2 separate regions of the Mus musculus genome follow, and region 1 is linked to region 2. A link is a loop called in an ENCODE intact Hi-C map of the cell type or tissue named here. Cell type or tissue: heart. All regions are shown on one strand. Links, peaks and the distances in the headings refer to the core of each region. The heading gives the core; the rest is flanking DNA.

The links. Hi-C counts contacts between places; a loop is a spot of excess contacts. Peaks named below come from ENCODE experiments on the same cell type or tissue, not always from the same donor. Only the 100,000 strongest peaks of a DNase experiment are listed, where the experiment ranks them.
Region 1: it touches region 2 in a loop (6-fold over the local background); 6 of 42 quality-filtered maps call a loop at or near these places.

What each region holds. Positions count from the first base shown.
Region 1 is chr15:93,363,638-93,380,514 of GRCm38, reverse strand. No RefSeq gene overlaps it. Among named protein-coding and RNA genes, the nearest start is that of Zcrb1, 26 kb to the left of the region's middle. In heart, for the core only: a CTCF peak has its summit at 8,469 (motif pointing left); no DNase peak of the experiment used is centred there; H3K27ac peaks cover 464 bases.
Region 2 is chr15:93,435,638-93,443,637 of GRCm38, reverse strand. Pphln1 (periphilin 1) reads right to left here. Exons shown (of 9, transcript NM_175363.4): 4 at 1,926-2,137. Among named protein-coding and RNA genes, the nearest start is that of Pphln1, 41 kb to the right of the region's middle. In heart, for the core only: CTCF peaks have their summits at 1,156 (motif pointing left), 3,319 (motif pointing left) and 4,719 (motif pointing right); no DNase peak of the experiment used is centred there.

The sequences.
Region 1 (16,877 bases), core at 4,245-12,244, 67 kb after region 2:
AGTCCTCATACGGACACAAGATAATGGATATGATCAGATGTTAACTCTGTACGTGGGACCTGAGCTCTGGGACTCAAGGCAACTCCAAGGAAACCATTTATATCTGGAAAGAAAACTTCTTTGACTCCAGCGATGGGGACTGAAGCAGTCATTTATGTCACTGGGTCTTACAGGTCTGTCTACTGTGTGTGTCCAATATGTCACCTGGTCTTACGGGTCTGTCTACTGCATGTGTCCGATGAATGGGGAGCAGCCTGAGCAGACGAATTTCCCCGAGGGCGAATTTCTCTTCAGAATAAGACACTTGGGGGAGGAGGTTGCTGCTAATGCGGACTTGAATTAACTCTTAAAGTGTTAATAGTTTTAATAGTTTATCCCTGTGTGATTCTTCTTCCGGAAGCATACAGTCAGACTCTAGGACGGACCTTACTTTCTGAGTGCCTCTCTTACTGTTAACTCTCATGCTTAAAGCTGATAGAAAATACTTTTTAGTAACTGGGGAATGGAGGTACACATTTGAGAGTTAATCTCTGTGAGTTAAATCCCAGACTGGTCTACACTGTGCGTTCCAGGTCAACCAGGACTACACAGTGAGAGCTCAGTATATTATTGGATTTTAAAAACAAGCAAACAACAAGAACAACAAAAACACCCAAGCAAACAAACAAAACAAAAACAACACTCTCGATGGGCATGGTGGCGCACGCCTTTAATCCCAGCACTCTAGAGGCAGAGGCAGGCAGATTTCTGAGTACGAGGCCAGCCTGGTCTACAAAGTGAGCTCCAGGACAGCTAGGGATATACAGAGAAACCCTGTCTTGAAAAACCAAAAGCCAAAAACCAAAAACCAAAAACCAAAACCAAAACCAAAACCAAAACAAAACACACTCTCAACTCTGCTCCATACTGGCTGGTCCTGGAATTCTTTTCTGCATCAAAGCCACGGTCCAGTGTTATCTGAGTTGGGGTCCCCATGAGATAAGAGAACCCAGACTAGGGCTGGGGAGATGGCTCAGAAGTTAAGAGCATTGTCTGCTCTTCCAGAGGTGCTGAGTTCAATTCCTTGCAATCACATGGCCGCTCACACAGCCATCTATAATGAGATCTGGCGCCCTCTTCTGGCCTACATGTGTACATGCAGGAAGAATGCTGTATACATGAGAGAGAGAGAGAGAGAGAGAGAGAGAGAGAGAGAGAGAGAGAGAGAGAGAGAGAGAGAGAGAGAGAGCTGACAGCTGACATCTTTTGGGGCTCATCCCTTAGAAGCATTGTTGCCTCAGGAGTCTCTCACAGACAAGACTATATATACTTTTGAACCATTAAGTAATTTAAAAGTTCCCTTTAACCAACAACAATAAAAAAGGCATTTTCTTTTCTTTCTTTCTTTCTGTTTGTTTGTTTGTTTGTTTGTTTTTGGTGCTGGGATTAAAGGTGTGTGCCACCACTGCCCGGCTCTAGGATCTCATTTTTTAAAATTCCGAAGTTAAAATGATGAAGGATGCCATCATACAAAACCAGATGGCCACTGATATACTAACAGCATAAGGAGGATCCTGTGCCATTGGGTTTTGTTTTTTTTTTTATCTTTATTTATTTATTTTATGTATATGAGCACATTGTAGCTGTCTTCAGACACACCAGAAGAGGGCATCAGATCCCATTATCAGCGGATAAGAGCACTGGCTGCTCTTCCAGAGGTCCTGAGTTCAATTCCCAGCAACCACATGGTGGCTCACAATCAACTGTAATGGGATCTGACGCCCTCTTCTGGTGTGTCTGAAATCAGCTACAGTGTACTTATGTACAATAATAAATCTCTGGGCTGGAGCAAGCAGGAACTGAGCAAGCGAAGTTGACCAGAGTGAGTGTATCGAGCAGAGGTCCTAAAAAAATTCAATTCCTAAGGCCAGCCTGGTCTGCAGAGTGAGTTCCAAGACAGTCAGGGCTACACAGAGAAACCCTGTCTCGAAAAACAAAAACAAAAACAAAACAAAAATTCAATTCCCAACGACCACATGAAGGCTCACAGCCATCTGTACAGCTACAGTGTACTCACATAAATAAATAAATAAATAAATAAATAAATAAATAAATCTTTTAAAATATTTGCGTGCAAATATGTATATTATGTGGATGAGAGTGCATGCGACATGCCACAGGGCGCAAATTGAAGTCAAAGGGTCAGTTCTCCTTGTTGTTCCAGGAAAGTTTATGAGCCCCTCCCCCCTAAAGACCACCAAGGAGCCAATTACGATGCAATCGCACTAGGGTCTCTTTATTCAAGCTCGAGCTTGGGCCACACCACCGTCCCTGATGCAGGAGAATGGGAGGAGGCCCTCAGTTTCAGGTAAGCATTTACAGAGGCAAGAAGAGGGTATCTAGACTGGCACACATCTGATTGGGGAAACATTACGGCCTTAAGCATAATTGGCTGGTGCTGGGAACCAGACCATAAACGTAACTTCTGTTCTCCTCCTGATTGGTGGTTGTTAGGAAGTGAAGTGACAGGGGCGGGCTTGTAACTTGGAGGTGCAGATTTGTTGGGGAATAACCTGGAAACTGGTGCTAGGTGCCAGTTTGTTAGTTAACTCAAGTTCAACCTTAGGTCTAGGATGGAGTCTGGACCTAAAAGGTTTGGTCTCCCATTCTCCCCTTTCACTGGTAACTAGAAAGCCCAACCATGGGGATCCCTGGAGCTGGAAGGCTTCGTTGTCTAGGTTTTGGAGAAACTGTTGGTGACTCTTTATAACCGTAAGCTGAATAGTCTCAAGTCTCTCTCGTGTTTAGTAAGGCCCTTTCGAACCTTGGCCATTTATCTTTTGGGTATCTCTGAGTGGCTTTGAGGGCTGTACTATTACTGTATGTATGTAGGCCCCTTCTGTTTTGCACTGTCTCTGCCATGGAGCCTAGAGACTTTGGGAGGTGGGAAACCATATCTCATAATATAACCAGTATTACTCAGTTAATTTCAGCCTGGCAAAACAATATCCCTCATAGAATCAGCCCAGTGCCTTTGAAGGCAGGCAACAACCAACCCACAAGGATTTCTATTGGGATGTGCGCACATATTCATGACAGCAAATTCTGATATTAATTAGCACTTTATTGGTTTATGTACTTACATTATCGTAGATTACATTTGCTATTTTCTTGAGCATCACAGGAAACTCTTGCTCTTGTATTATACAGTCTGTGCTCATTTGCGTTTAGAATTTCCATATTGTATTCTCTTCATTCCTTCTTCTACTTGAGAACTTGTTATTGTGTGTGTGTGTGGTGTGTGTGTGTGTGTGTGTGTGTGTGTGTATGTGTGTGTTGCGCACATTCGAGCACACTTTCTGGAGTTGGTTCTCTCCTTTCACAGTGTGGGTTCCTGAATATAACTTATCAGACTATAAGTGCCTATATGAGCTGAGCCATTTCATAAAACCCTATTTCCTGAGAATGTCTATCTAGAATAATTTCCTTTCCTTTCCTTTCCTCTCCTTTCCTTTCCTTTCCTTTCCTTTCCTTTCCTTTCCTTTCCTTTCCTTTTCTTTTCTTTTTCTTTTCTTTTTCCTATTTTTTGTATAGAGGACACTATTTGGTATTTTTATAACAGGAACTTAAAAACTGTTTTTTGCTGGGCGTGGTAGCACATGCCTCTAATCCCAGCACTCAGGAGGCAGAGGTAGGCAGATCTCTGAGTTCGAGGCCAGCCTGGTAAGGCCAGAGTGAGTTCCAGGACAGCCAGGGCTACACAGAGAAACCCTGTCTTGAAAAACCAAAAAACAAAAACAAAAAACAAAAAACCTGTTTTTTACTAAGAATCACTGACTTCTCGCTTGGGCCTGCAAGCTAAAACCCTCTTCTTCTTCTTTTTTTTTTTTTTTTTTTTTTTTTTTTGAGGTTGGAGGGGTGGTTGTTTTGGTTTTTTTTTGTTTGTTTGTTTGTTTTTTCGAGTAAAACCAGTTTCTTGTCCTTCATTTTGTTTCTGTCTACCGTGTTTTGAGTTTGTTCCTCCTAACGTTTCCTGTAGGCATGCTATTTTAGATCATTTAGTTAAAGACTAATTAATCCTTCCTTCACCCAAACCTGTTTTCGTTACTGTTCTATTGCCATGAAGAGACACCATGACCAAGGCAACTCATAAAAGAAAGAGTTTAACTGGGGGCTTGCTTACAGTTTCCGGCAGTGAGTCCATGATCACAGTGGTGGAAAGCATGGCAGCTAGCAGGCAGGCATGGCGCGGGAGCAGTAGCTGAGAGCTATAGCCTGATTCAGAAGTTACAGGCAAAAGGGGGCAAAGGGCCGGGGGTGGGGGGAGGAGGAGGAGGAGAGAGAGAGAGAGAGAGAGAGACAGAGATAGACAGAGACAGAGAGAGACAGAGAGACGTGTGTGGCATGGGCTATTTATTTATTTATTTATTTATTTATTTATTGAGACAGGGTTTCTCTGTGCCTTGACTGTCCAAGAACTCAATCTGTAGATCAGGCCGGCCTTGAACGAGGGAAATCCACCTCCCTCTGTCTCCCAAGTGCTGGGATTAAAAGCATGCGCCACCATACCCAGGGTGGCATGGGCTTTTGAAACCTCATAGTCTAACCTCCAGTGACACACCTCCTCCCACAAAGCCACGCCTCCTAATTTCCCCCAAACGGTTGTACTGAACTGATGGTGATTAAACATGGAAACATATGAGCCCATGGAAGCCAGTCTTGTTCAAACCACTACACCTCCCCAAATGCAAATGTGTATGTCTAGAGCCCAAGCTGGGAACAAAGCAATATCAAAGACATGACTATCAGGCCATCAAGATGGCTCAGTGTAGGTAAAGGCACTTGCTACTAAGCCAAAAAACCTGAGTTCAACCCCTAGGTGTGGTTGGTAGACAGAGAAAACGGACTCCCAGAGGTTGTCTTCTGACTCCCCCCCCCCCCCCCCCCCCCCGAGACAGGGTTTCTCTGTGTAACCCTGGCTGTCCTGGAGCTCACTTTGTAGACCAGGCTGGCCTCGAACTCAGAAATCCGCCTGCCTCTGCCTCCAGAGTGCTGGGATTAAAGGCGAGCGCCACCACGCCCGGCTTAGTCTTCTGACTTTTTGTATATGTCCTGTGGTATATGCAACCTCATGTGTATGTAGGCAAGCACAAACGCACAGACAACTTTGTAAAAAAAAAAAAAAAAAAAACCAACAAAACAAACAAACAAACAAAAAAAAACCCAAAAAACCAAAAACCCTTAAAAGAGGGGCTGGAGGGGCTGGAGGGGCTGGAGAGCTGGCTCTGAAGTCCTGAGTTCAATTCCCAGCAACCACATGGTGGCTCACAACCATCTGAAATGGGATCCGATGCCCTCTTCTGGTGTGTCTGAAGAGAGCAATAGTATACTCATATACATAAAATAAATAAATCTTTTTTTTTTAAAGATTCAGCAATTAAGAACACTGGCTGCTCTATGAAGACTGGGTTTGACTCCCAGTATCCACACATTTTTACCTCTAGTTTCAGGGAACCAGCTGGCCTCTTGGCCTCTGTGAACACTAGCCACGCATGTGGTACACAGATACCCATGTAGACAAAACACTCAGACACATAAATTGAAACTGAAAGATATGAATTTTCTTCTTCTTTTTGAAAAAACCTGTGAATGTCTGCTTTGGTTCTTAAAGAATTTAATTTTGGGTATCTCGGTATACTTAGAAATATTTTCCATGGTAACAGTTCTTTCCAGTCAAGTCCTGAGGCCGTGATCTGGGGAGGATGGAGACCTCTGACTCATCCATCCTTCGATGGCCACACCCACAGCACGTTTTTAGAAGCTTCCTGTTAAGCACCCTTGAGCCCCTCTTTATTTATTTATTCATTCATTCATTCATTCATTATATGTAAGTACACTGTAGCTGTCTTCAGACAATCCAGAAGAGGGTGTCAGATCTCGTTACAGATGGCTGTGAGCCACCATGTGGTTGCTGGGATTTGAACTCAGGACCTTAGGAAGAGCAGTCAGTGCTCTTAACCTCTGAGCCATCTCTCCATCCCCTCCTTGAGACCCTCTTAACCTCAATCACTCTTCTGAGTGGGCCTATGGACCCTGGCACCAATGGTGCCAATATTGGTGGTGCATTTACACAGCTCTAAGTCTACTGACTCACCCAGCTCCTTCTACACATCTAGGCTGTGCCAGCTACCTCTATTTTCAAGCATGAGGACAGGAACCAGAATGGCACACCCTCCCGCCCCCCATGAGAGTGCTGAACCCCCGATTTAAAGGGCCAGGAGCCTAGATGGATGGAAGCAGAGAAAGGACATGACTGGGAAACGCAGGCATCTCTGCTCTGCCTCCTGGTTGGGATGGCTCTGCTCTGCCACATTGTCTGCCACATTGTCGCCACCACTGAAGAGACTGAGCTGAAACATTTTAACCCCTTTGTTTTTTCTTCTTGTTTCTTTTGGGGATGGAGATCAAGCTGTCATCTCCCTTTTAAGGTCAGTGTTTTCAGGGGTGTTGAGACGGTGACAAAACATACAACTGATAAGCATATGGAGGGAGGCCATATGCTAATGGCCTCCCTGGAAAAAAAAAGAAGAAAAAAAAAGAAAAAGAAAAAGGTCTGTTTACTCACTTTTCTATAACTACATGATAAGTCCTTAGTGCCACAGGAATTTGGCTTGCTTTGGTTAAAGGTGCTTGTGGCTTTGACCCAAGAACACATTCTAAACGTTTTACCCCCCTCTCTGGATTTTACATGAGGGGATTGGCGGGAGCTCTGTTGTTTCTCCATGGGAAGGCACACGGTTGCTCTGTGATGACTGCTCTGTGATGACTGCTTGGTAAAAGGCCAGTGGGAAGGTATCCAGAAGGACAGCGTCAATCCTTAGGAGATGGAGCAGTGATTCCTGCTTACAAGGTTACGGAAAGGCATGACCGATAGATCCCTTACTGGATGGTCTCAAAATTGATGGGGATACGGAGGTAAAGAGGAAGGAACTTGGAGAAGTCAGCTACTTCTGAGCACCTAAGCAAGCCAAGACACTGAGGAGAGGGAGAGTTCAAAATTTACTTAGGGCCTAGATACATAGGGCCTAGACACATAGGGCCTGGAGAGACAGGGCCTGGAGAGACAGGGGCTGGAGAGACTGGGGCTGGAGAGACTGGGGCTGGAGAGACTGGGGCTGGAGAGAGAGGGCCTGGAGAGAGAGGGCCTGGAGAGATAGGGGCTGGAGAGACTGGGGCTGGAGAGAGAGGGCCTGGAGAGAGAGGGCCTGGAGAGACAGGGGCTGGAGAGACTGGGGCTGGAGAGACAGGACCTGGAGAGACAGGGGCTGGAGAGAGAGGGCCTGGAGAGAGAGGGTCTAAAGAGATAGGGTCTGAAGAGATAGGGCCTGGAGAGACAGGGTCTGGAGAGATAGGGCCTGGAGAGACAGGGTCTGAAGACATAGGGCCTAGAGAGATAGGGACTGGAGAGACAGGGCCTGGAGAGACAGGGGCTGGAGAGACAGGACCTGGAGAGACAGGGGCTGGAGAGACTGGGGCTGGAGAGACAGGACCTGGAGAGATAGGGCCTGGAGAGACAGGGCCTGGAGAGATAGGGCCTAGAGAGACAGGGCCTAGAGAGACAGGGCCTGGAGAGACAGGGCCTGGAGACATATGGCCTGGAGAGATAGGGATTGGAGAGATAGGGTCTAAAGAGATAGGGCCTGGAGAGACTGGGCCTGGAGAGACAGGGCCTGGAGAGACAGGGCCTGGAGAGACATAGGGTCTGGAGAGACAGGGCCTGGAGAGATAGGGCCTGGAGAGACAGGGCCTGGAGACATATGGCCTGGAGAGATAGGGATTGGAGAGATAGGGTCTAAAGAGATAGGGCCTGGAGAGACTGGGCCTGGAGAGACAGGGCCTGGAGAGACAGGGCCTGGAGAGACATAGGGTCTGGAGAGACAGGGCCTGGAGAGACAGGGCCTGGAGAGACAGGGCCTGGAGAGACAGGGTCTGGAGAGACAGGGCCTGGAGAGACAGGGCCTGGAAAGACAGGGCCTGGAGAGATAGGGCCTGGAGAGATACGGTCTAAAGGTCATCAGTAGAGAGTTCATTAGAGAGTCTGAATGTTCTGAATTTCTGTATAAATAAAGACGGCTCAAAATATTCCAAGGCCACTCACTTGAACAACGGGAAGTGGTCAGAGCCTTCTTTTCGATGACACTACATCTCTTCTGGGCTACTAAACACACGGACAAGGGCTCCAGCAGGGTAGAAGTAAAAGACACAGCTAAGCATTGTTTTGTCCTGTTTTGTCCGGTTAGGCATGTAGTTCCCCAGTGCCATCACAGACCACAGGCCCAACACCAAATTCAAATATCTTGACTAGAGGGGCTGGAGAGGTGGCTTAGAGGTTAAGAGCACTGGCCTCTCTTCCAGAGGTCCTGAGTTCAAGTCTCAGCAATCACAGGGTGGTTCATAGACATCTATAATGAGATCTGGTGCCCTCTTCTGGCCTGCAGGCAGAATGCTGTATACATAAGAAATGTATCAATAATAATAATAAAAAAAGAAGGCAACAAATATCCCGACTAAATATCATTAGTGACAGCATAGTACTCCATTACTGTAATTTTTGTTTGCTTGTTTTTGTTTTTTTTTTGTTTTTTGTTTTTTTCGAGACAGGGTTTCTCTGTGTAGCCCTGGCTGTCCTGGATCTCACTCTGTAGACCAGGCTGGCCTTGAACTCAGAAATCTGCCTGCCTCTGCCTCCCAAGTGCTGGGATTAAAGGCATGCGTCACCACACCCAGCTCATTACTGTAATTTTAACAAAGTATAGGAACAAAGGTTTCTGTTATGTGCTCTTCTGTGTTTCTTTCTTTTTCTTAAAAAATAAAGATTTATTTATTTTATGTGTTCATACACTGTAACTGTCTTCAGACACACCAGAAGAGGGCATTGGATCCCATTACAGATGGTTGTGAGCCACCATGTGGCTGCTGGGAATTGAACTCAGGACCTTTGGAAGAGCAGTCAGTGCTGTTAACCTCTGAGCCATCTCTCCAGCCACCCTGTGTTTCCTTTGATTTAATCCTCACATTGTTTCTCAAATGTAACAATCCATCAGTAATTTTAAAAAGTAGAATATACTTTGGTGGTTTGCATATGCTTGGCACATGGGAAGTGGTATTATTAAGAGGTGTGATGGAATAGTTGTGGCCCTGTTGGAGGAAGTGTGTCACTGTGAGGGTGGACTTTGAGGGATCCTAGCGCTCAAGGTCTGCCCAGTGTGGAAGGGACAGTCTCCTTCTGCCTGCCTCGGGAGCCAAGATATAGAGCTCTCATCTCCTTCTCCTGCACCATTTCTGCCTGGACACTGCCATGCCTCCTGCCATGATGAAAATGGATTGAACCTCTGCAACTGTAAGCCAGCCCCCATTACATACTGTCCTTTGTAAATGTTGCCTTGGTCATGGTGTCTCTTCACAGCAGTAATACCCTAATAACACTAAATACTAAATACCAGCAGTCATGAAAGAGTTAAAATATTAAACAGTCATGTGTAGCATGCATATATATATAATATATATATATATATTTCTTTGAGTCTGGTGCAAATAATTTTAGCTGAAACAAAACTGAAAATCATGCCGGGAGTGGTGGCGCATGCCTTAGATCCTAGCACTCTGGAGGCAGAGGCAGGAGGATTTCTGAGTTCGAGGCCAGCCTGGTCTACAAAGTGAGTTCCAGGACAGCCAGGGCTATACAGAGAAACCATGTCTCGAAAAACAAAAACAACAAAAAAAAAAAAAACCAAAACAAAACAAACACCCAGACACATGGAAGATCATTACTTACTTGAGGGAATATATTAAGACTTTTATTTCCTGGGTTTTAATCTCTAACAGTCGGACTGTCGTTCCACATTTATTTTTTGTGAAATAACTCCAAATTAGCATTTGTTCCCTTGAATTTGTTTGGTACATGAAGCACTTTCTCCCACGAAGACTCTGTATTCATACCGTAAAGGTTAGGATCACTGACTGCTCTTCCGAAGGTCCTGAGTTCAAATCCCAGCAACCACATGGTGGCTCACAGCCATCTGTAATGACATCTGACGCCCTCTTCTGAGGACAGCTACAGTGTACTTATATATAATAATAAATAAATCTTTTAAAAATGAGGGAAATGTTTGTATTCTATTCATCTGCATCACATCTATGCATCTGCATCTTCCTTACTTGAAGGTTGTAATCCAAAACTGTTGGGAAACTTCAACTAAACAGCCCACAGTTGAGACCATTTCAGTAGCAGAGGTCACAGGGCGGACAGAACTGGCTCCCCCTGTTTTAATGGCTCTCTCAGTCTTGTCCTGTGTGATGGATGTAAGCCTTTACAGATTGTTAGACAAGAGCTAAGCTAAGCAGGCCACGAGTTGGAGCCAGGTAGAGAGGATGGCGTGAGCAGGTCAGCAAATTCTTGGGAAAGAAAGCAAAAGCAGAAACAGAGATTGGCAAAGAACAGAGCCCTACCGTCCAATGACAACGAAAACTAATCAAGATGGGTAGAAAAGAGTCCTGAGGAAAATTCAGGTTAAATCAGCTTGAACTAAAAGAATCAAACAAAAAAAGACCTTCGTAGAATCCAGTAAAGATATGCTACATAGTCTGTAGTCTGATTTCCAGTGAACTCAAAGTTATGCTACACCAAACCCACTGTGTGTGGGCGCGCGCGCGCGTCTGTGCACGGGCTAGGGGACGAGGCATGTGTGAAAATGCACAGCCTGGCTCATGCTAGAAAATGCTTTGCCACTGACTCACATCTCTACCCTCAAACCTGACTTTTGATAGACGTTAACATGAGATTCTGTGGTCAGATACTTTGATTTTCTTCTTTAATACTTCCACCATCCTGGTTGTATCTTGAATACACTCAGGTGTTTGCACAAATGTGTGGTTTAGCATTCTGCCTCGCCGCTGGGGTGTAAGAACTCCGCTGGAACTCAGAGGCGCTAGATTGCATTTATCTTATGCCTGCTGTCCGGTGCTGGGCTCAAGGAAAGCGCCGATACACCCACCTATCAGGGGAATGGGAAGACACAGCCTAAGATGTGGGAAGTCGAAGCTGGGGTTCCCTGACTCCTGAGTGTCCAGTCGCCACTGCAAACTGCGAAGAGGAGTCGGATCGGAGGGTCAGGGGATCCATGGGTCTTTGATGAGGACCCTGGGGCTGAGGGCTCCCAAACTTCTGGACATCCAGTCGCTGCTGAGGAGGGCCTAGGTAAGGGAGAACACCAGCTTAGCTCATCTGCGACTGTCCTTAGTTTAGCAGCGGTTGTCTGGGAGCTCAGAGGGGCTTCAGCAGGAGACAGGCTGTGCGGCGCTGTAGACCAAAGCTTTCTCCGTGCTCTCCGCGGCAGTTCTAGGTGAGAGACAGTCTTTAGTTCCAAACTGTTTATTGATTGTTCATCATGGAAAATGGGTGCATACCATCTCCTTAATGTGGACCAGAGATTAAATACGTTTTGCAGGAAAGAATGTCTGGGCAGGCAGTCTTATTGGCTAAACCCTCAGGGCTTCTAGAAAGCGCAACAGCATGGATAACTCTGTTCTGATCTACGTGGTGGTCTCGTTTCTATGTAGGGAGCCCGGTCACTGACAGGGGTCTGGTTGGAAGCAGGCGAAGCAGCTACTGTTCTCTCAGGTTTCTACACTTCCAACCCACTCGACCTTACCAAGTTTCCTGGCATGGTCCACTGCCCTACACAAGTGCTGAGCCAGAAAGCGCGAGAGTGTGTGTAAATCTGTCTCTACTGTCAGGGAACAGCTCAGGGCACATGATCTGCCCGAGATAAATCAGCAGAGCCTCATTTGTCTCTTATGAACAGCAGGAATTGGTTTATTCACAAAGGCTCGGCCAATGGCTCTTCCTTCCTTCCTTTCTCTCTCTCTCTCTCTCTCTCTCTCTCTCTCTCAAGGGTTTATTTATTTATTTTATGTATGTGAGTACATAAAACAGATGGTTGTGAGCCTTCATGTGGTTGTTGGGAACTGAATTTTTAGGACCTCTGCTCACTCCGGTCAACTCAGCTTGCTCAGTCCCTGATTGCTCTGGCCCAAAGATTTATTTATTATTTACATAAGTACACTATAGCTGACTTCAGATGCACCAGAAGAGGGCGTCAGATCCCATTACGGATGGTTGTGAGGCACCATGTGGTTGCTGGGATTTGAACTCAGGACCTTCAGAAGAGCAGTCAGTGATTTTACCCGCTCAGCCATCTCACCAGCCCCCAATGGCTGTTTCTAAATATAGGATAACATTTATCACCTTTCTTAGGACCAGTGGGATTTCCAGCTTTGACTTCAGCAAAGCTTAGCCCTACCGTCAACTCTTTCTCTCTACACCGGGACCTCACAGCTAGCTTTATCTGGGAACGACTCATGAATCACCTGTATTTGCTTATTTGCTTTCTCATGTGTCTGTATTCACATATATCAGGGCTAATGAAGACCTCCTAAGAGTGTTCTCAATGACAGAGTTGCAAATACTGTTTGCCTTGTTAGTCAGGACTAATGAGCTCACTTGCAGAAAGGGCTGGCAGTGGGTTTTAGTTTTGTTGCTTTTGCTAGGACAGGGATTGATTAGCTAATGACAGGCCCTTTAAGAAACATCACTAAGGCATCAATTTAGATAATATCCCCATCTTAATTAACTTGCGTAGGAATAAAAGACAGGTTATGTGTATGCCAAGAGTTAACAATCTCACATGATCTAACCATAAAGAGTTACATGTTGGAAATTGGTTCTAATGCTTTGATTCAACTGGGAATCTGCGTGCCCGAATGCTAAAGGTCTTTGTCTCCAATTGGTTTTTGATCAGTCAATAAAGATGTCAATGGCCAATGGCCCATGACCCTTAGATTTTAGAGCAGAATCACCATGACTGGGAAAGAAGGATGGGGCACAGTATTGACAGGATAGAAAGCCAACCAGCCAGGTGAGAACTCGGGTGGGTGGCCACTGGCCACTTCCCTGATTGGGCCTGGGGCATCCGGGGAAGGTATAGGAGTGCCCAGCCATTGAAGTAGCCAAGGCATTCTAAAAGTAAGCTAATGAATGTGTATCTTTTCATTCATGGATCCGAAGATAGCTCCCGGGCGGGTGTGCGTGTGCATTCCTCCAGGATCCGAAACAGCGCAGCAAAAACTCCCTGCTATCGTCATAACATTGAGTGTAAGAACCAATGGCATTTTTGAAATGTCTATTTTATGATTATATAAAATTTCACACATCTCTTTGAGAATGCAATGAAATAGGAGTAGGAAAATAAAGCTTGGGAAAAATGGGATTCATAAGAAAGCCACTTATACTTTATACAGCTTTAAGTGCTAGAGTACTGACTTGCAAATAGGCTAGTTTCATACACTCCATACATAAAGTTCATACAGATATTATGTTTTGCTCCTGTATAATTATGTAGTCCAATAATCTAAAAGATATTCATTTGAAAGTCTTCTAGCACTATAGCCAAGAAACAGGGTGTGCATGTGTGTGTGTGTGTGTGCGCGCGCGCGCGTACACGCTCGCGTGTATGGGTGTCCATGGATGCATGTGAAGGCCGTTGTGACAAATAAATAAGAAGTGTAATATTGGTGGTAATGACAACAAACTTTACCCAGAAGACACTTGTCCTTCAGGTTTTCAGTCACTTCCTGTTTTCCCTATGCGTGACAAGAGGGTAGAAAGCAATGCTCTAGGGAGGCAGGCAGGGGGTAACATGTGAGACATTAGTGTGAAGGGACAGAGGAGGTGGCTCAGTTGGTTAAGCACTTGCCACCTGAACAGTACGACTTGAGTCTGAATTCCTAGAACCTGGTAAAGCTGGATATGGAAGTCTTTGGTCCCAGTGCTCCTATGGTGAGATGAGGGATGGAGATGGGAGAATCCCCGAAATTTCCTGGATTGGGTGGCCTGGTATAGACTGACAGGAAAGAGACCCTGTCTCAAACAAGGTAGAAGGCAGAGGACCAACAACACCCAAAGCCATCTTCTGGCCTCTACATATTCACTGTGGCACCAACACTCTCTCTCTTTCTCTCTCTCTCTCTCTCTCTCTCTCATGTGCATGTATGCGTACATGTGTGTATACACACACACTTACATGCACACACACTTACATGTGCACATACCACAAACACACACACACACACCATACATACATCACATGCATACAGACACACCACACACATACACACAATCACATACACACACACCATACACTTACATATACACACACACATGAACACACACCACACACACTTACATATACACACATACCACACACACACCATACACATATCACATACATACATACACACCACACATATACACACACATCACATACACTCACTACACACACATGCTTACACATACACCACACACAAACAACCCTTCACACATTTGCACACATAACATATCCACACCCCCATCCCCTCTCACACACATCACATACATGCACACACATACAGACACAGAAACACACACATCCCACACACCCACAAATGCATACACATCCCACTCACCCCCACCCTACATATCACATAAATTAAAAAATAAAATCTTTAAAAAACAGTCTTGCTCACATCCGGCTTCCCATCTCTTGTTTGGTTGGTTCATTCTGATGGAAGCCAGCTGCATCTTGAGTCGCTCGAGAAAGAGGCCCACATGGCACACGGCTATTGGAGACTTCTAGACAACAGCCTCTAAGGAACTGCCAAAAGAGGTCAGTGCTTTCAGGCATCCTCTGAGATGATGTCTGCACCAATACCAAAGTTGTGGTCTCGTGATACGCCAAGCTAGGATGCTCAGCTCATGTCTGCCCTGATGCTTGACCCATGATCAGGTCAGTGACCTTTGGCTGTAAAGCTTTACTGTAATTTATAATACAGCAAAGGAAAATCAACACAGAATTATAAAACAGATTTATGACTTAAGAAAAGATTTGGGGAAGTACTTTTGCTTTTTATGGGTCAGAGAAACCTGTTTTATATACTGAAGAAAGTAAGGAACATTTGAAAACAAAGCAAAAAAGAGACGAGCCTTGGAAGAGCAAAGGAGACAAGAGGACACAGAACAGCTGGTTTCTCCAGCGAGCTTGCTCTGTGGCTGCATTGCCAACAGCCCGAGGGGCCTGCTTTGGAAGCCTGTCGGCCAGAGCGGGCCTGTGAACTCAGCACATGGGATCCTGGCACTCGGAAAGGTGGGATTACAAGGTGAGACCATCCTAGGTGTCATAGTGGGAGACTGTTGGAAGAAAGGGAGAAGGGAAGGAAAGATGACTGGACAGATAAACTGACTTCAGATTCCTCCTCAGAGAACCAGAACCTGGCAACTCACACGCACTGACCCAGAGCCTCAGTAAACAGAATAGATTCAGTCATGAGAAAGGTAATTTCTGGGCTGGAGCGATGGCTCCGTGGTTAAGAGCACTGACTGCTCTTCCAGAGGTCCTAAGTTAAATTCCCAGCATCCACATGGTGGCTCACAACCATCTGTAATGAGATCTGATGCCCTCTTCTGGGGTGTCTGAAGACAGTGACAGTGTATTCATATACGTTAAATAAATAAATAAATTTTTTTAAAAAAAAAAGGTAATTTCTACCTGAGACTAGAGGGAATAGGAAAGGGGATGGAGGTATTAACAAATTCTTTGATGGGGTTGGAAAGGGAAGAACTTGGCCACAGACATGCTTCAGCATTCTGTATGAAACGGGGATCCATTTAGCATCCAAAGCTTGAGACAGTGGCAATGAGTTACAATAGTTACTAAAGTGAGAAAAAGAGGGAAATGTCCTGAGAAGATATGTAAATGCTTCACACATACTCTCTCTCTCTCTCTCTCTCTCACACACACACACACACACACACACACACACACACCACACCACATACACACACACACACCACACACACACCACACCACACACACACACACACACACACACACACACACCACATATCACACATCACACATACACCACACACACACACACATACACACACACACACACCACATATCACACACACACACCTAAACATAATAAAAGCAATATACAGCAAACCAGTAGCCAACATCAAACTAAATGGAGAGAAACTCGAAGCAATCCCACTAAAATCAGGGACTAGACAAGGCTGCCCACTTTCTCCTTACCTATTCAATATAGTACTTGAAGTCCTAGCCAGAGCAATTCGACAACAAAAGGAGATCAAGGGGATACAAATTGGAAAGGAAGAAGTCAAAATATCACTTTTTGCAGATGATATGATAGTATATATAAGTGACCCTAAAAATTCCACCAGAGAACTCCTAAACCTGATAAACAGCTTCAGTGCAGTAGCTGGATATAAAATTAACTCAAACAAGTCAATGGCCTTTCTCTACACAAAGGATAAACAGGCTGAGAGAGAAATTAGGGAAACAACACCCTTCTCAATAGCCACAAATAATATAAAATACCTGGCGTGACTCTAACTAAGGAAGTGAAACATCTGTATGATAAGAACTTCACGTCTCAGTCAGGCATGGTGGCACACACCTTTAATCCCAGCTCTCGGGAGGCAGAGGCAGGCAAATTTCTGAGTTCAAGGCCAGCCTTGTCTACAAAGTGAGTTCCAGGACAGCCAAGGCTACACAGAGAAACTCTGTCTCTAAAAACAAAAACAAAAACAAACAAGACAAAACAAAACAAAAAAGAACTTCAAGTCTCCGAAGAAAGAAATTGAAGAAGATCTCAGAAGATGGAAAGATCTCCTATGCTCATGGATTGGCAGGATTAATATAGTCAAAATGGCTATCCTACCAAAAGCAATCTGCAGATTCAATGCAATCCCCATCAAAATTCCAACTCAATTCTTCACT
Region 2 (8,000 bases), core at 1-8,000:
ACCTTGCCAATTGTGACAGTCTGAGTTCAATTACACGGGGCTCACACGGATTTTCCCCAAGCCGTACTCTTGGGGAAAAATCCACTTGGTGACATCCACCCACACAAGGGCAGGGAAAAGACACACTAGCAATAAGGAAAGAACTGATGTCTGGGGAAAGATGGCACCTGCGGTGAAGTGCTTACCTCAGAAGCACGAGAGCCTGAATGACCCCCAGCCTCCAAGTGGAAAATCCAGGCATGCAGTCAGGGAGACGGCTCAGCGAGTGAAGGCAGGAATCTACTTGATGAAAGGAGTTTTCTGACCTCTACACATATGCCAAATGTGTGTATACCCCCACCCCCACAGAAAAATTAAATAAATAGATGAACTTTTTCAGTTGAACAGAAAAATCAGACATGGTTACACATGCTTGAAATCTTAATGTTGAGGAGGCAGAGACAGGCAGAGCCCCAGACCCTGATCACTGCTCTACTCTTAAGTAGAAAGTTCCAGCAAACAAGAGACCTAATCTCAAAGAAGGCAGAAAGCATTCCTGAAGATGACACCCAAGAAGTCCTCTTGCCACACATGTGTACATTCGCACATGCATGCACCCACGCATGCACGCGCACACACACACATACATACATGCACCCACACACGCACATAAGGGCTAGACTTAGCCCAGTAACAAAGCTACTGTATTCATCGAAATTCTTGTTCCGCCCCTAGCTGGAATAGGATTGGGATTGAAGAATTAAAAGAATAAGGGTATAAGGAATAATAAAATTGTTATCTTCACTTAATATTTGTATTTATAGAACTATTTAAAATCATATCAGGATTTCAATTATAAGGTACATTTTAACACACTCTGAAGGAGCTGAGATTTCTACATCTTGTTCCAAAGGCAAACACTTCCTCCAATAAGGCCACACCTACTCCAACAAGGTCACACCTCCTAATAGTGCCACTCCCTGAGCCAAGGATATTCAAACCACCACAACATACTTTTTAAAAAATTCTTTTTTTCGGGGTCTAGACAGAATTTCAGTGGTTAAGAGCACTTGTTGCTCTTCTAGAGGACTCCAATTCAATTCCCACCAACACATTGTGGCTCACAGCATTTATAACTCTAATTCTAAGGGATCCAGTGCCCCCTTCTGGCCTTCTAGGGAACCGGGCAGTCACAGACATACAAGTAGTACAGCTGGTGCACAGAGGAGCAGACAACACATCCATACACATTAAATACGTTAAAACAAACAAACAACCTTGTGGGTGTGTGCATATTCACATGTAGGAACACAGACACAAAAGGATCATGGCACACACGTGGAATTCAGAAGACAACCTTGAATGTTGGCCCTGACTTTCTGCCTTGTGTGAGATGTCTCTCAATGCTCACCACTGTGTACAGTAGGCTAGATGATCGGCAAGCTTCCCATCTGTCTAGGAGAACGAGGAATAGAACCCCTGTGTCTCCCTTTTCTATAGGTTCTAAGGATCAAACTTAGTGCGCAAATTGCTCTTATCCACGGAGCCTTCCTTTTAGCCCTTCAGTGCTACCTCTTCTGTCACCATTCACACATCTATATGCAAAACAGATGTGTTCTGTGAAGCTCTACTGCTTTGCCAATAACAGAAGACTTATATCGATATTCCCTGAACACAAGAATCCAACAAGAACGATAAGTTCTTGTTTGGACTGCTAGAAAGGACGGGGGTGGACTGACTTAGACTTGATGACAAGACTCTCTTTTACACACCGCAAGAATTGAACATGAGTTGTCACACAGAGAATTGAGGAATGCTATGTGCACCACTTACTATACTATTCTGTCAAGTCTCTGAGTGTTCGCAATGACAGAAGAAAAGCATGCCTTGTAGGAACATCTCCCTGGAGATGCACTTTAGAGAGGAAACAAGAAAAGCAGACATACTTCTATGCTGAGACTGATGGAAGGAGTGAGTCCTGCTTCGCTCTGGAGAATAGCTTCTGCTGCTGACACTGGAGCCGGATCTGCTGTGTGGGGAGTCCTTCCGGCCGACAGGGGATTCTCTGAAGAAGGGAGCGTCCCTTTTATGGGGAGACCGATCTCTCGAATAATGTGAAGAGTAGAAACTCTTTCTTCTGAAGCCGTCTCTCATGTCCCTTTGAAGGATAAAAGAAAGATTAGTTAATTGCATTCTCTATCCAGAAATGTACACAAAATGGCAAGTTTCCCCTAGTTAACGGGAAACTTTTACCAACCTATGATTAAGCACATACCACTTTTCTCAGCTGGGGTTTGACCAGGAGATTAAGTGTGCGGCTACTGTATTCCAAAATGTGAAGAAAAACAAACAACAACAACAAACCAGTCTCTTCTGCTCTCAGAAACCCCTAGGAATTGCAAAACTTTCCAAGGAAAGCAGCTCATAAATAGAGGTTTCTCCCTTCTAAACATGTTAGTGATGGGCATCCTTCATCCAAAGGCTGCAGAGTCGGAAGCCTGTCTCCAGCAGCATGGCGCTCTCCAAGAGCATGGCGCTCTCCAACAGCATGGCGCTCACGAGGCTCCCTGCTGGGCCACACTTCAGAGTTCACACCCGAGATGTTCACCCATAAAGTTTATGTAAATGTTTCAAAACATGATCTGAAAATTCCTCACCAGGCACCCAGAAGAGACACCCCACCTGTACATACATTTATCTCCAAAGTTAGAAGTTAATCAGTTTGTTTTCATGGGGAGGCAGGGCACTGATAAGAGAATAGCACGGATACCTTAAAATCCTGAAAGACCCAAGACACCAAGGTCAAACTAAAGAGATCCATCAAACCCAGACATTATTGATGCTGTCTCTAGCTACTACATCCTGGGCTCAGCCTGGTGCCCTCAGGGCACAGACTTACCGATCCTACCACCTTTATAAAATCATTGTGGTCTTTTTCTGTAAATTCAACAACCGTATTAAGCAGTATCAATTCAAAGCGGTAAGTAAGCATAAATAAATAAATCTTAAAATTTAGTCAGGGCTGAGGATACAGCTCAGTCGTTGGGATCACTTTACATGCTCAACACTGGGTCTGATGCTAGCACTGAAAAGAGAAACACAAGAGGTAGGGAGGAAGAGAAGGAAAACCTTATACAGGAGAAACATCCAACTAATTCAAACTTACTAAGTAAATTCAGATATAAACCTCTCTAATAGGAAAAGAAGGCCTGGAGCGATGGCTCAGTGGTTAAGAGTACTGACTGCTCTTCCAAAGGTCCTGGGTTAAAATCCCAGCAACCACATGGTGGCTCACAACCATCTGTAATGACATCTGACGCCCTCTTCTGGTGTGTCTGAAGACAACTACAGTCTACTTACATGTAATAAATAAATAAATCTTTAAAAAAGAAAAAAGAAAGAAAATTAAAAAGAACCTCTATAAAGAGAAGGCTCAAAGAAGTTTTAATTAAGCATATTTCCCATGTTAAATTTAAGTTATCCATTTTTTCTTTTGTCTTTTTTTTTAAATTTATTATGTATAGTGTTCTGCCTGCATACCTGAAGAAGGCATCAGATCTCATTACAGATGGTCCTGAGCCACCATGTGGTTGCTGGGATTTGAACTCAGGACCTTTGAAAGAGCAGTCAGTGCTCTTAACTGCTGAGCCATCTCTCCAGCCCATACTTTTATCTTTATTTTTTTATTTTTCCTTCTTTTCCTTATGCTGAAGACCAAACCCAAAGCCTTTTCTGAAAATAATTTTAAATTGATTATCAGTCCGCGTTACACATGTAGCTCGTTGTCTTAGTTCAGTTGAGCACTAGCTAATCAATAACCCCCTAAATACACTGCCCTTCAGAAACAATTATGTTTCCCTAGGAAAAAGTAAAAATCACCTAAAATTCATTTAGAGTAACTCACATAAAGAAGCATCAATATGGAAGGCATTCAGGAATCCTGATGTAATTAAGTGCGGTTCACTCCGACGTCACTAATCAGTCAGTGGCTAGATACATACTCAGCAGGTCTTAAGAACTGTATTACAGACTCAATGGAGAAGAGGATGCCACAGTGGGCGATACAAGGTCTCTGCTAGCTCTGGACTCTGAGGACAGGAAGAAAACCCGACACTAAACCAATACACACAACAGATGTGGATGCAGTCGGGAAGATAAGAAAGGGAGAAGAGAGAAGAAGGGGAATTTACATATCCCAGGGAAGAAACAGTGGTAGCTTAGATGGAATGATGACTGTCTGCCAGAGCATAAAAGATACAGGATGCGGATTCTCAGAATTCCAGCACAATATCAGTGAAATGAGATTGGCCAATCTGAGAAACAGGGACGGTCCATACATGTGTGGGAGCGGGTTACATGTGAAGTGTGCATGCACTATCTAGGTAAACAAGCATAGACAGCCATGTTAGTTTAGAAGAGATTACTAGCTCTCTCTTTACGACTGGGTACAAAGAACAGGATTTAAGCATGTGAGGATGAAAATAAAAGATAAAAGAAACAGAAGGCTTAGCAAACAGGGCTAGAAACTACCATGCAGAAAGACGTGCGATTAAAGAATGAAAACAGGCAGAAAAGTAAAGCTTATTCCATGGAGAACAAAGACTGTCTACAGAGCTTAAAGGATCATTATTGATTGCTCAGTGAAAAGAGAAGCAGCAGGATCAAAATCAGAGCTAAAATCACCACCTACCTCTTCCTTTGAAAAGATGAACCACTGAGTTAGTTTCCTAACCGCAACACCAGAGGGCAGTCAAAGCACAGCGCAAAATGTGGTGATCAGTACTCAGCCACTTCATCCCTGCCTCCCTGCTGCCTAACATCTTGGGCAAAGGTGTCACAACAACTCCCCAAGGACCTGTTTAGGCAAAGCGCCTCTACTCTGTCAGCCGTGAGGGTATCACAGTGGCTCTAGGGAAGTTCAGCATGTACTAAGGATCCGTGACAGGGGATTAGCAGTAAATGTCTGAGGGAGCTGGTCCTATAATTTAATATTGTTGCTAGATTCTATGACTAGTGGGGAGGGACAGGGGAACTTGTTGCGCTTATCTATCATGATCACAGTCCATCATTGAGAGAAATCAAGGCAAGGACTGAAGCTGACCATGAAGGAGTGCTGTTCACTGGCTTCATCCTTGTGGCTTCTTGAGCCTCTTATGTTTTTTTCTTTTCATACTGGAAATAAATTATTTTCATGCAGTATATTCTGGTTATGGTTTTCTCTCTCCCAATTCCTCTCAGATCCTCTCCACCTTCCCACCCACCAAATCTACTTCCCTCTCAGTAGAATACAAACAAGCATCTAAAAAATAAGAAGATAAAATAAAAAGAAAACAAAAGCTGAGTGTGGTGGCGCACGCCTTTAATCCCAGCACTCAGGAGGCAAAGGCAGAATTATTTCTGAGTTCGAGGCCAGCCTGGTCTACAGAGTGAGTTCCAGGACAGCCAGGGCTACACAGAGAAACCCTGTCTCCAAATAAACAAACAAACAAAAGAAAGAAAACAAACAAACCAGAATAGGACAAAACAAACAGGACAAGAAGAGCCACAGAGAAATCACACAGATGCTGAGACACACACATGCACACAAACATCCCATAAAAACAAACTAGGGAACCATATAACCAAAAGATACGGAAGACTAAAAAAGAAAAGAAAAATAAAACGTCCAAAGCAACATGAGACAAAGAACCTCCAAAATACCATGAGTTCACTTTGAGTTGGCCATCTCCTGCTGGGTGTGGGGCCTGCCCTTAAGTGTGGTCCGTTTCCCAGGTGAGATCTCTTGGAGAAAACGGATGCTTCATCTGGAAGCAGTTATTGACTGGAGCTACTCAGGGTTAGAGGTGGGGACGTGGGCCTATTTTCTTCTCAGCACTAGGAACCCATCTGGCTTAGACCTGTGTGGACTCTGGTGCATGTTGCCACCGTCTCTGTGAGTTTCTAGTGCATCAGTCCTGTTGTGTGTAGGAGGCCTGGTTTCCTTGCTGTCTTCCATCCCCACTGGCTCTTAAGAACCTGTATCCTCTTCCACATAGCTTCCTGAGAACAGAGGGAAGGGAGACATCCCACTTGGGACTGAGAGTTCCAGGATCTCACTGGTAAGATTTTTGTTTATTTGTTTTAGTTTTGTTTTGTAAGCTGATGTGAAGCTGTTGGTAGGGAGCACCATATCAAGCTGAGCACACAGCACACCACAGGTCTGACTGCACACAGCACACAGGTCTGACTGCACACAGCACACAGATATAACTGCAGCGCTCTGAAGGTGGAGGCAGGAGGATCAGAAAGACAAGAGAGCTGATGGGTAAAGGCATCTATCTGCCTGACAGTTGGAATTCAATCCCCGGGACCATGGGGAGAGAATCGCCTCCTACAATTTGTCCTCTGACCACATCATGCGCACTGGAGCAGGAGCACATCCACATTTATACACACACAAAATGAATTAAATTCTTTCCCCTTGACACGAAGTCTCTCTGTGAGTTTCTTTGTGAAGTCCGGGTTGTTGGGAAACTCACTCCTTAGACCAGGCTGGCTTCAAACTCCAAGATTCACCTGCCTCTGCCTCCTGAGTTCTGGGATTAAAGGTGTGCGCCACCACTGCCCGGCTAAATGTAAACTTTTTTTTAAAAAAGTTCAACATCATCCTTAGCTACTTAGTGAGTTTGAAACCATCCTGACTGTGTGTGTGTGTGTGTGTGTGTGTGTGTGTGTGTGTGTGTGTGAACAATAATAAACCCAAACACACTGATCAGCACAACTAAGAGTCGGGTCAAGTCTGTGGTATGAAGTGAGTGAGTCACATATGCAACAACCGTATCTAAATGAAGCTCCTCAGGGTCACACAGTGAGACCCTGTCTATAAAACAAAAATAAACAGATAAGTGAATTAATTTTATCAATTCTTAACCCACTATGTCAGTCTTATCAACACATAATCAGGACTTGAAAATCTACTGAAGTATTTTATACTGTGTTCTCATCTTAAAAACTCAAGGTTATACATTTTTCAGTTATGGAATACTTACTTCTATTTAAATAAGGCAAATTTCAAGTGTTTTAACAACGCCACCCGAGATTTCAATCCTGGAAGGCCAGATTCAGGTGCAAAGAAGCCATGTCAGCTTTACAACACACAGACGAGGTGAAAGGGTATTATGTGGAAAAGTTATCAGGAGAGAAACTACAAAGCAAAGGCAGAAAGCATAGGAGACTTAGGAGAAGCTCCTGAGACACTGCAGACACGGGAAGACACCTACACTTACAATCTCCATGTCATGTGACCGGGTCAGTCACGACTATTGGAAAACAGATTATTAGAAATCAAACACCTGTCAGCCTAGTGATTTATGGTCGAGACAGAAACTTGTGCTGGACCTGGAACTGATCTTGTTTTGATGGGGGCGCCTATTTGCTGTGGAAGGTGGACAAAGAGGCCTCCTTACTGCAGATCGGGAACTGACAACCCAACGCTCAGCCCAACAGGAGCAGAGAGGAGATGAACAGAAGAGAAGACCACAAAGGGAGACAGGCGGAAGGAAGCAAAGCGAGTGGTAGGGAACCCCGTCCATCAGAAGGCCTCACCCAGCAAGTGACTACAGAGGGGCCGAGAGAGAGCGTGGAGAAATGGCTTGAGGAAGAGCTGATGGAATCGGCCCCACACCCCGGTAATTTACACATCACCTATGAACGCCAACAAAAATCCAACTCAATGGACACTCCTTCTGTAGCCACAGCAGAACCTCCAGGCCTTCTAACTGTATTCTAAATTCTGAACTTTAACAACCCGCCCCCCCCCCCCCCGGGACTCCTCTGTTTACAAAACGTCTCTGAGAAGGACTGAAACAGAGGACCTTACTAATGTGTAAGAGTGCATATGTATCGCAATTGTCTACTAGCTAGAAGTCAGAAACTCAAAGCTCAGGAGAGCAGTCTAAGAATTCCCAAAGATTCTCAGGTCTGACCATGCTCTGCTGGAAGACAATGGCTGAAACACGCAAAAAAAATAACTGTTCCATATT